Linked DNA regions of Homo sapiens: regions 2, 3 and 4 are each linked to region 1. The links are chromatin contacts, found by Hi-C or POLR2A ChIA-PET in ENCODE. All regions are on one chromosome and are shown on one strand. Each heading gives the region's core, a stretch centred on a gene start or an enhancer-like site at or near the end of the contact. The rest is flanking DNA. Distances are from core to core; before and after follow the strand shown.

Region 1 (2,700 bases), core at 107-2,606:
TGCTAGGTAACAGTAGATGGTTGCGTGTTACTGGTGCATAAAGTGCCTACCAGGAAAAGACAGCGACAGGTGACGCAGTTGCATCAGATCACAACAGGTCAAGGACTGTGGACTTTATCCTTTGAGCAGGGGTGGAGTATCTGTTCCCTTAGGCACTTTTGACAGGCTTCTCTGAAGCCTGAGATGGATGAAGCATTTGAAAGGAAAAAGGCTGGAGAGAGGGAGACCAGTTAGGAGCCTACATACAGTATTGTCACAGTCCAAGCCAATGATGAAATGTGCCTTGGGGTAGAAATGGGGAAGAGGAGGAGGTGAAATCAGCAGGACTTAGTGATCAACTAGGGGAGAAAATCATGAGTCCATTTTGGTCATGTTGTCTTGGAGCAGCCTGTGAGATGTTTAGATGGGGGAATTTTATCACAGATCCATGCTACTGGAAGGATCTAAATAATTTCAGGCATAAGCTGTTTGTTAGGCTGAATTACTGAGTCTTGCACATAATTTTTCACTCCCTGTTACATGCATGTTGGTTTTGTGTCCTTAGCTAAATTTCTTCTTACAGACAGGGCCTATGCCTGTTTGCAGGGCATAGTCCGGGCACATAGAAAGCTCTCAGTAGGTACATATTGGGTGATTAACTGAAAAGTATGTTTTTTAGTCCAATTATTAATTTAGCTGTTGACACTGTGAATTCACCATAGAACTTGATAATTTTCCAGTATTTTGTTTTAGTGGTAGTGCCACAGTATTGTGCGTGGAAAAATTCATTATGTTCGTCTTGGTTAAAACTAATAAGCAACAGTTATATTGTGACTCCACAGTGCCACTCTTAATATCCAGAGTCACACTGTAAAACTGATTTAAGGCCTTATGTTGCTTTTTCATTTAGTGTAACTAAGAAGACTCAGCTGATTACAAGGTTTGTCTGGTGGCTGTCATCACCACAGCAGAACCCTCGGTGAGGAAGATCAGTTGTTCCCAAGCCATGGCTTTCTGTTCAGACTGGCAAAGGGCGCCTTTGAGGGGGACACTAGCTCGTTGTATCTGGCGGAATGAATAACTTCCTGTGCCAGACAGTCCGCGGTCTTGAGGCTGAGGTTATTATTTGTTAGTTTCTCAGGCCTTCCTTTGCCGAGCAAGCTCCTGGGAGTGCACACTTGAATGCCCTGAGGATCAGAAATAGAAGGGGCAGAAATTAAAAGTTTAAGTCAAAACAGAGCCCTCTCTGGGCCATCTTGTGGCAGGAGGTTGAGGTGCTTTCTTTGGACCCATTAGCATACTGGGGCTGCGCGGCTGCCTGGAAACTCTAGAGTTGAACTCTCCCTTTTTCGGTTCCTCACCTGTGGGCTCCTTACTAGGAGCTGACAGTGACCTCACGCAGCTGCCCTAGTTTCCTTTCCTCCAGATGGCACGGGTAACACTCGAGGAAACCCTGAGAGTTCAGAGTCCAACTTATGGCTTCTCCATAGTTTCACTGTCCCTCTGGGCTAGAGTTGCCAAATAAAATAAAATACAGGACAACCAGTTAAATTTGAATTTCAGATAACAAATAACATTTTAGTATGAGTCTGTCTCGTGTGATATTTCGGTTCAGTCCGATGTATCAGTTGTTAATGTCCTGCCATATTTATCTCTCTGATGCACTTTTTCTTGAATTATTTGAAGTAAGTTGTAGATATCACACACTTTGTTCCTAAATCCTTCAGCATGCATCTCCTATGAATAAAAACATTTTTGATGTAGCCCATGCAATATTTGGGACATAATTATATTATAAAATTATTTGTTGTTTATCTGAAATACAAATTTAACTGGGTATCCCAGGTTTTATTTGCTAAATCTGGCAACTCTACCCTCAGGGTGCCATGGGGTGGCAGCTGCTGGATGGGTGAGTAAATCTGCACTCCTGGACTTGGTCAGATTTGATTTCATTTACTGGCTTTGTGACTTGGGACAGCCAGTGCCACCATTTCTTTGTCTGCAAAATGGGGATTTTTATTTTGTAGTGTCAGTGTAAAACTCAGAGATAAGGTACATTATAAAGCCCCTAGCATAGCACCTGACTTTAGCAGACTCACAGTAGATTGCAGCTGGCGTGGCAGTAATGGTAACTGAATAGTAACTGCCATTCTCTGAGCTGAAAGTGAGAAAATAAAAATAAAGACACACTGTTTTAGAAATGTTAGCAGCTGTATTTACAACTTCCCTCTGTTCTCTCATTCCCCATCTCTCTTCCTACTTAGTGCATTCGCATGAGCACACACACACACACACACACACACACACACACTCACTCACTCTCCAGCACGTGATCTACTCTGGGATTGACAGAGGGTTTCCTGACAAACATCCAACTTGTAAGGTGGAGGAAAAGAGACATATGAAAGCAGCAGGAAAAGCCACCACTCTTGAGGGCAAGATTTGAAGGGAGTAAAAGGGGCTATGAGGATTTGTCTGAGTGCTGGTGACTCAACTAAGAAGTGGCCAGGCAGAGAAGGGCTGTGGGGGTGGAGGGAGACAGAGGAGAAGCCCCAGCTGTAACATGGTCTGGGTTGGTTATGACTCTGGCATGCTGCCAAGGACAGTTTTTATTGTTCTTGTTTTTCATTTGCTTTGTTTCATTAAGAAGTCAAATGTACTAAATGTTTATTTCTATCCTGAAAGTTGGAGGAACAAGTTCAAGTCACACTGTTTACGCAT
Region 2 (2,700 bases), core at 69-2,568, 220 kb before region 1:
GTACATATATGTGGGTGTAGATAATTTCATGCTACACTAATTAACACACCTTTTAATTAAAGACGTTGAAAAGAAAAAAACCTTTTTGTGTGTGTCCAGGGTACAAGCACAAAATGAGACACCAATGGAAACCATGTATTAGGTATGGAAAATTTTTATGTCATTGAACACTCATGTTTTGATAGAAAAAAGAAAAAATTAGAAATTGCTTTTTGTCCAACCACAAGACCTAAATTATTTACCTTTCTATGTAATACTTATGGTTTCACTTCCTGTTAAAAATGCTCGATTCTATAGCTAATCCTAGATCTCTATAAGCCAATAAATGGATTAACTACAAAGATATGATAAACAATCTTTAATGGCATTTAATCTATTTTTATTAAAATTTGTAGCTACATTATTTAATGTAAGACTTACTAATATTTCTAATCAACTTATACATAAAAAGTTATTTGCTGTAGGTGTCTGCACAATGTGATTGCTAGCAGAATTAAATGCCTCAGGCTGCATCTATCAGACACTGGCCTTTCTGGATGCGTTCCATTTGATCGATAATTTGGGCAGCAAAATCTGATAAATTCTATATTAGAGATAATGACAGAGGGTAACTGTAGCACAGCGGAGGGAACAAGTCTCCAGAGGCAGAAGGGTCAGCTATGCCGAGAACACGTTTGAACTTGAACATTCGGGGACAGAGAAAACAGAGCTGCAAAATGTGAATTCTGTTAACTTGAAATGGTCAAATGGGAATGCCAGGAGTGGGAATGGGAGGGGGGGGTGAGGTGGGGCCGGGTGGGGGTGTCAGAGTAGGAGGCCCGGCGGGCAACTCCAGATTGGGCTTGACTCTTTGGCAGGTAAGAGCTCAGACTGGTGCGGGTCAGTGAGTTATCTGGGAAGACCACGGTGGGGACAGCTACGAGAGTGGCCCGAGGCGCTCGGGTGGGGGCAAGAGTAGGGCCGGAGACCAGTTAGGAGGCTGTGGGAGAAGCGGCAGAGGGCGCCGGGTGCAGGTCCGAACCCAGGGTAGTTTCTGGGGCAGGGCTCCAGGATTTGACTCCGGGCTGGGTACACCCCCACTCCTTAGGGCGCCCGGGCGGTGGTGGGGACTTCGACGCTCGGATGCCCCAGCGACGGCGTCCGGCGGGCGGAGTCGCAGGCGCGGGAGGGGTCCCCGCCGGGCAGCTGCCGAGCACCCCCCTCCTCCCCTCCCCCAACTACGAAGCCTCGCAGAGCGTCCTAACCGTCACCCACGCGGCTCGCGCGGACTGGGCAGCGCCCCGAGCGCCACAGCCGCGAGGAGTGACGGGCGCGGGCAGCTTCCGGCGCCGCAGCCGAGGAGGAGGAGCCGCCCCGCAGCCTCCGCGGGGCCTAGGGGCGAAGAGTGGGGAGCCGCCCCGTCCCAGCCGCCAGGTCGACGTAGGTGGGGCCGCTGCGCCCGCCGGCGCCCCGCGGAGATGTGGCCGGTGTCTTAGGATTAGGTGTTGGTTGCAGGTACAAGCGGGGCGCGGCCCGGGAGACGAGGATGGTGGGGTGGGAGTGGGGTTCTTCTGAGGACCCGGAGCGACTCGTGTTCATTTCTGGAATCTTCCGGTGCCTCGTGTTTGTTCTGCACATGGAAGATGCCCAATAAATTGTTTCTTTACTGGAATGAGCTGCTGTTGTTTTAGGGGATTGCAAGACCCCTGGGGACGGTGGCGCTGAAACCTGGACCTTGAAGAACACAGGGGCCTGCGCAAACTGATTTGATTTGTGGGGAAGAGAATCACCGAGTAACCTGCCCCAACGTGACTGCTGACTCTGTGTCTACCGCGCTGCCGCGAACAGGGGGAGGAGATGGGGAAGACTTGGTGGTAGAGAGGACAGCCTCGCATCCAAGACGGAATGGTGTTAAATGCCGGCGCAAGGGCCCTTTCAGCTTGAGCCCTGTCTTTAAACCACATGTGGGGGTCAGAGCTTTCCCTCATTATCAGCATCAATCAGCAACACAATGAGTTCTGGAAAGTCTCCATCCTTTTCCACAGCACTCTGCTCCAGGCCCCACTCAGGCTGCTCCAGGTTTTGTTTGTGCCTCATGCTGAACTCCAACGTCAGGGGAAAGTAGAAGTGAGGTCGGCTGTTGCCCAGGTTTTTTGACTGGCAACCAGTTCTTGCTGCTTCTCTCAGCAGGAGATTAAGGCGTTGTGGCCGGGTATGGCGGGGGCGTGTGGGGAAAGGACCAGGGCTTCCACATATCCCAGAGACATGCTAGGTAGGACTGTTTCTCTGTGCGGAAGCTCATCAGGTAAGGGTGCAGGAGTGCTGAGAGAGATGTGGTCCTCCTATCTCTGTACTGCGCTCATTGCTTTTAATCTTAGTGCGGTTATCTTACTTGTGTTGTGGGTGAAATGGTTTCCATGCCATAGAGTTAATATTATACTCCCAAAACAAATTGAGGACAGCAATTTATTTGTATGTATGCAAAGCCCTTACTGTTGTTGTGCATTTACAATGAGGACTTAGTTTTATCTAGTATGTTATGAGTGAGCCACTTTAGACCTCCACCATTTATTAAACAGGGCCTCTTGTGATCCACCCGTCCCCCAGCTAGATGGCCCCAAATTATATGGTAGGCTGAGCAGTGGCCACTCAAATATGTCAGGTCCTAATCCCTGAAACCTGTAAATGTTACCTTATAAGGGAAAAGTGCCTTTGCATACG
Region 3 (2,700 bases), core at 192-2,691, 250 kb before region 1:
AGTAGTGTTTTTCTTTATGATTCATTGATTTTTACTATATTTACAGAGTTGGCAACTATCTACTTTCAGAACACCTAGTTTCAGAACATTTCCATTATTTCAAAAAGAAACCTTGTACCCATTTATAGTCACTCTCTATTCCTATCCATAGCCTTAGGCAATCTTTCATCTACTTTCTGTCCCTTTAGAATTGCCTTTTCTGGGTATCTCATATATGTGGAGTTAAATATGTTCCTTTGTGTCTGGTGTCTTTCACTGAGCATAATATTTTCAAAGTTCATACATGTTGTAACTCAGTTCCTTCTTATTGCCAAATAGTATTCCATTATATGGCTATACCACATTTTGTTTATTCAGTTGATGGGCATTTGGATTTTTTCTATTTATGAAAAATTGTGAACAATGAGGCTATGAACATTTGAGTATGAGTCTCTGTACAGATATATGTTTTTATTTCTGCTGGGTATATACTTCAGAGTAGAACTGTTGGGTGATATGGTAACTCTATGTTTAATATTTTAAGAAATGGCCATCTGTTTCTCCAAAGTGGCTGCACCATTTTACATTCCCACTTGCAATGTATGAAAAAGTATACTTTTAATCTCTCTGAAATGACAGCATAATAGGACAAACCAAGCAATTTTGACAAAAAAGAAAGCATATTTTTCTCTGCTTGGGAGATGGAAGGAGAGGAGATGATTTTCTTCTGTGCTGCTTTTTGAATCTCTTATTTCCTGTTCCACAGCCTCCCTGGAGCTAGAGCAGGCATGAATGTGTTCGGCAATCAATGGAGTTAAAACGAACACTAAGTTGCCAAGGCCTCCCTCATTATGATGAAATACCCCTCCCTGTGCTCACACACACATACAAGCTCAATTTTTAAAACCACTTGTTAATTCTTAATACAAAGAGTAAAACACTTATCTTCCTCACCTTCTATTTTTTAATAGAGCATATGTTTCTCTATTATTCACAGTTCAGACTGCTACAAAAATGCTTTAACTAAAAGAAGGAACAATGCCTTTCACATTATTATATTCAAATATGAATTTAGAAAAGAGAGGACTGGAAGCATATTTAGTTTCTCTTTAACTGCCAATTTCATATAACTGACAACATGAATTATATGACACAAAATCTATTCATTATTCTATCCATTCAAGATCAAGCTGAGGTTTAAAGCAGACTAATGGCTGTCACGTGAAGCTACTGTTTGTCAGTCTTCAGTGAACTCAAGCAAAAAACAAGGAAATTGGAAATGGACAACATAGTGAGTCAAAGAATATTCACATTGTGGGGAAGCAGCCCCTGAAGAAAAGAAGCTTCTTGTGTGGAATTTGGCAGAGGTACAAGTTATTCAAGGAAACGCATGTTAGTGTTAAAAAGTTATTCTGTTATTTCAAGGGCAGGGTAGGTCGGAAACTGTGTCATATTCTATTGCCTGCTTAGGTGTAAAACTTCACACCATTACCACATTATATTGTCAAATATTCTGGACTTAAAAAAACAGTTATGTATCCACTTTTCTTTTTAGTCTATGTTGTAGTATAAGTTGAGTAAGAAAAGAAGCAATATAAATAAAATTCTAGAAAAGAATTTCTCTCCTCAGAGATCCCCAAATGAATAATTTTCTCTATCTATTCTGTTCAAGGGGGTCACATTTTCCTTAACCCTTAACCTATAGAACAAAAGAGAACCTATAGAACAAGAGAGTGGATCCTACTCTCAGACGGGAGGGAGAAAATCTTGATTTCATTCAGAGATGCTTGATTCATTCAGAGAAATGAAGTGATGATAAAAGCAGAATGAGACTTTTCAGTCAATTCTGTGGAGAAAAGAGAAAACACACCCATCCCATGAGAGGGTGAAGACCGAAAGAGAGAACTACAAAATATCCTGTCTAGGGATGGATTTCCACTTTCCTTAGTACCCAAGAAAAGATTAAGTGTAAGATTCTATGGGATTCCTTCCGCTTGAATTCCATAGTACAGTGCAATGCTCCAAAGATCACAGATTTTGGAAACAGATAGATCTACATTAGTCTTTAGGGTCTGGCTATCCCTTAGTAAGCATTCTCTAAATGGTGGTCATCTTAGTTTGGATTTCCTCAGAAACAGACCCTGAGACAAGACTTCAAATGCAAGTAGTTTACCTGGGGGTAAAGAAAGCTGACAAGGAAGTGGGAACATGAGGTAGAAAAGGGAAGGCAGCTGACATAGATGTTTGATCAAGCCAGCTACAACTGTGGGCAACTGGAGTTGGATTCTGAAGAAATTCTAGGTGCTAGTGGAAAACATACACCTTAGAGTCATCCCATCTGAGAGATGAAAGAACTAAGCTGCTTACGTACCAACTCCAGTTGGTCATGGAGGGTTGCTCTTGGTGTCATTACTGTGGCAAAGGGCTTCCAAGCAAAGAATTGCAGATGCTGACAGCTGGAAGTCCAGCCAATGCACACAGAAATGAAGGTGAGGAAATGTGGACGGGTCAGTTGCAGTGGTATAAGAAGAAAAAACGAGAACATGCTCCTTTAGGGTGCAGTGACCTCATCTTCTGTTGTTTCCCAGTGCTGTCAGATTTTAGGCACTCAATAAATGATGTGTTGACTAAATATGATAACTAATGAATGAAATGAGTTAGCTTTAAATCTTGGCTCCATCTTTTATGAAAAACCTCTTTCCTCATATATAAAAACAAATC
Region 4 (2,700 bases), core at 143-2,642, 140 kb after region 1:
GCAACATCAAGATAAAAAATATGAGCAGGTTTTAGGGAAAAGAGTTTTATCTCAATGTAATGAGTTTGAGGTTCCAGCCAGATACTGTAGAGAAGCTATCCAATAGGCAACTGACTAGTTCAGAGAAAGATCTGAGATAGTCATTTAAATTTGAGAGTCATTAGCTGCAATAGTTTGTTACTGTTGCTGTGCAAACTATCATGACTTAGTGGCTTAAAATAATACACATTTCTTATCTTAAAGTTCCTAGATCAGAAGCCTAACATAGATCTCTGTAGGCTAAAATCAAAGTGTTGGCAGGGCTAAGTTACTTTCTGAGAGTCTAAAAGAGAATCAATTTCTTTGCTCATTCGGGTTGTTAGCAGAATGCAGTTTCTTGAAGACTTAAGATTGAGACCTGTGTTTCCTTGTTGACTGTCAGCTGAGGGCTATTCACAGACTCCAGAGGCCACCCACATTCCTTGGTTTGTGGTCCACTTTCTCCATCTTCAAAGCCAATAACAGCAAGTGGAATCTCTCATAATCAAATACCTCCTGCCTCTTCCACTGCATCTCTCTAACTGACTGCTCTGTCTTCCTCTTCCTCTTTTAAGTGCCCATGTTATTACAGTGGGTCCACCCAATGTATATATGTATTTTGAGGTCCATAATATAAGTCCAGTGTTCCTTTTGCCATGTAATATAACATATTCACAGATTCCAGGAATTAGGGCATGGAAATCTTTGGGGAATAATTATTCTGCCTACCATGTTAGCCAATAGGTGTGTAGGCTTGCAGATAGAGAGCATAATACCCTAGAGAACACTAGCATTTAGGTGCAGAGAGAGACAAGATTTCAAGAAGGAGATTGAGAAGGAGAATAAGAAGCCTCAAGAAAAGAGATTTTCATGAGAGAGAAAACAGTTGATTGTCACAGCCAAAATAAATCAAACTGATATGAAATAAGGGTTCTTTGGGCTTGGTTATATATTACCAATGTACTTATGATATCAGTAACTTAATCAGTAACTTATGATTCCACAATATTCTACAACAGTATTATGTTCCAAAATAGAAAAACATCTGACATCAGTAGGTTAAGAAGAAAATAGGACAAAGGCTTGAATTTGGGGTATCTTACATGTTAATTAGACTTTATAAACCAGGAACTACGGAAATGAGTTTTTTAAGACCTGACTCCATGCAAGGCAACAGGATGAGATGGAAGATAAATTAGACAAGGTTCCTTGCCCTGGAGGGACCTCTCAGACTGAACAATCACCCTTACCATTTGACATCTATAGGAAAGTAGGTTCTGATTTCCTAACCAGTGACTCACAAACAGATTTCTTCCATATAAACCCACAACATCCTCTTTGCTAATTCTATGTGTTAGTGTTACATATCTAACTTATATTTGGCCAGTGGTTTATTCTGTATTCTTCATCTCTGTGAGACATGTACAAACTTGATAGTTCTCCAACTTGTGTTTATAAAGTTTGCCTGCTTTTTCTCTTAAGTAAATCCTCCTGTGCTTAATGCTACTAAACTTTACTAATTCATTTCTCTAAATTGTCAGAGTCACTTGTTACTTTAATTTAGTTGTCCATACAAATTGGGATTGCCTGAATATGTAATGAGAGTACTGAAAGGACATTTCTTTTTCCTTTAAGCTACCTACAAGGAGGAAAATTAGTTGAGAACATATTTAAGAAAAAAGCCACTTAATTACAGTTTTTTTTAGTTAAAGAAGAAAGGTTCAATTCACAGCCTTTTAAATGCAAGACCAAGAAATAAACTTTTAAAAATAAATTTAACAGATTTTTTAAAAAATTCAATTCCATATTATAGTCAATTAAAAAGTAAGGATAGAGAAAAGGACTGGAGATGCAAATAAAGCTCAGGAAAAAAAAAAGAAAAAAAAACAAGAGAAAATAACGAGAAGACAGCAAGAAAACAAAATTGATCTTTGGACCTTGCAAAGCAAATATCTGCTATTAGATTCTTCCCCTGCCCCACCAATCCAAAGGCAACCAAAAAGTCTGTTAAATTAAGTTTAGCCTAAAGCTGTCTCTTTACATATTTTAAGTTCAGTCTAAAGGTTTCTCCATACATTGTGAACTATAACCTAAAGGTTTCTCCATACATTGTGAACTATAACCTAAAGGTTTCTTCATACACAGTGAACTGTAACCTAACTGGATGTGTAAACAGACTGTAATCTACTCTTGTGCCAATCACCAAGTTTCAGCCAATCAAGGACAGCCAGCTGTTCAACCTATGCTCAGATAAGGCAAACTTCAAGCTGTAATCAATCCAGCTGTTTCCGTACCTCACTTCCATTTTCTCTACGTCACTTTCCTTTTTCTATCCATAATCTTCTTTCACCACACAGAGCTCTGGAACCTCTCTATTCTGGTTGAGGGGCTACCCAATTCACAAATCATTCTTTGCTCAATTAAGCTCTGCTAAATTTAATTTGTCTAAGGTTTTTCTTTTAACAAGCCACAATTCCTGCTGTTTACAAATTTTAATTCAATGCACAGAAAAAAAAATACCCTATGGAATGAAAAACAAGCTGCTTCTGCAGCAAAGACTACAGGTTTGTTGTGTTTGTGTGTATGTGTATAAATAGATAGGAAATTCCTGTTACTTTTCTCACCTCTTAAATATTGGTTTTCTTTTTTCTTTTTGGCCTAAGAAACAGAAAGACAGAAATG

The links. Hi-C counts contacts between places; a loop is a spot of excess contacts on that map. ChIA-PET counts read pairs that join two places held with the same protein, here RNA polymerase II (POLR2A). Pooled maps may share reads with other maps.
Region 2: a pooled map shows a loop between it and region 1 (2.3-fold over the local background). The contact joins the promoter of CCDC158 here to the enhancer-like site in region 1. A Hi-C loop is called at or near these places in 14 of 168 maps with a recorded cell type or tissue (MCF 10A, PC-3, Right ventricle myocardium inferior and 10 more), 16 of 37 single-sample maps with no recorded cell type and 24 of 50 pooled maps.
Region 3: a loop to region 1 is called in a map with no recorded cell type, with 16 times the contacts of the local background. The contact joins two enhancer-like sites. A Hi-C loop is called at or near these places in 6 of 37 single-sample maps with no recorded cell type and 4 of 50 pooled maps.
Region 4: a map with no recorded cell type shows a loop between it and region 1 (9-fold over the local background). The contact joins two enhancer-like sites. A Hi-C loop is called at or near these places in 17 of 37 single-sample maps with no recorded cell type and 5 of 50 pooled maps. POLR2A ChIA-PET finds 5 or more read pairs at or near these places in 2 of 52 experiments (activated B cell and activated T-cell).

What each region holds. Positions count from the first base shown.
Region 1 is chr4:76,198,432-76,201,131 of GRCh38, reverse strand. All of the region lies in intron 1 of SCARB2 (scavenger receptor class B member 2), which reads left to right. Among named protein-coding and RNA genes, the nearest start is that of SCARB2, 14 kb to the left of the region's middle. RefSeq lists enhancers at 1,022-1,081, 1,102-1,291. Within about 2 kb of position 1,356, at least 15 of the 41 ENCODE cell types and tissues checked have a DNase peak (open chromatin) inside an H3K27ac peak, as active enhancers do; they include dorsolateral prefrontal cortex, heart right ventricle and sigmoid colon, where a contact is called at or near this core.
Region 2 is chr4:76,419,759-76,422,458 of GRCh38, reverse strand. CCDC158 (coiled-coil domain containing 158) reads left to right here and starts at 1,318. Exons shown (of 25, transcript NM_001394954.1): 1 at 1,318-1,494.
Region 3 is chr4:76,448,157-76,450,856 of GRCh38, reverse strand. The region is part of intron 1 of SHROOM3 (shroom family member 3); the gene reads right to left. Among named protein-coding and RNA genes, the nearest start is that of SHROOM3, 14 kb to the right of the region's middle. Within about 2 kb of position 1,441, at least 3 of the 41 ENCODE cell types and tissues checked have a DNase peak (open chromatin) inside an H3K27ac peak, as active enhancers do.
Region 4 is chr4:76,058,568-76,061,267 of GRCh38, reverse strand. It overlaps a transcript of ART3 not described here. Among named protein-coding and RNA genes, the nearest start is that of ART3, 15 kb to the left of the region's middle. Within about 2 kb of position 1,392, at least 4 of the 41 ENCODE cell types and tissues checked have a DNase peak (open chromatin) inside an H3K27ac peak, as active enhancers do.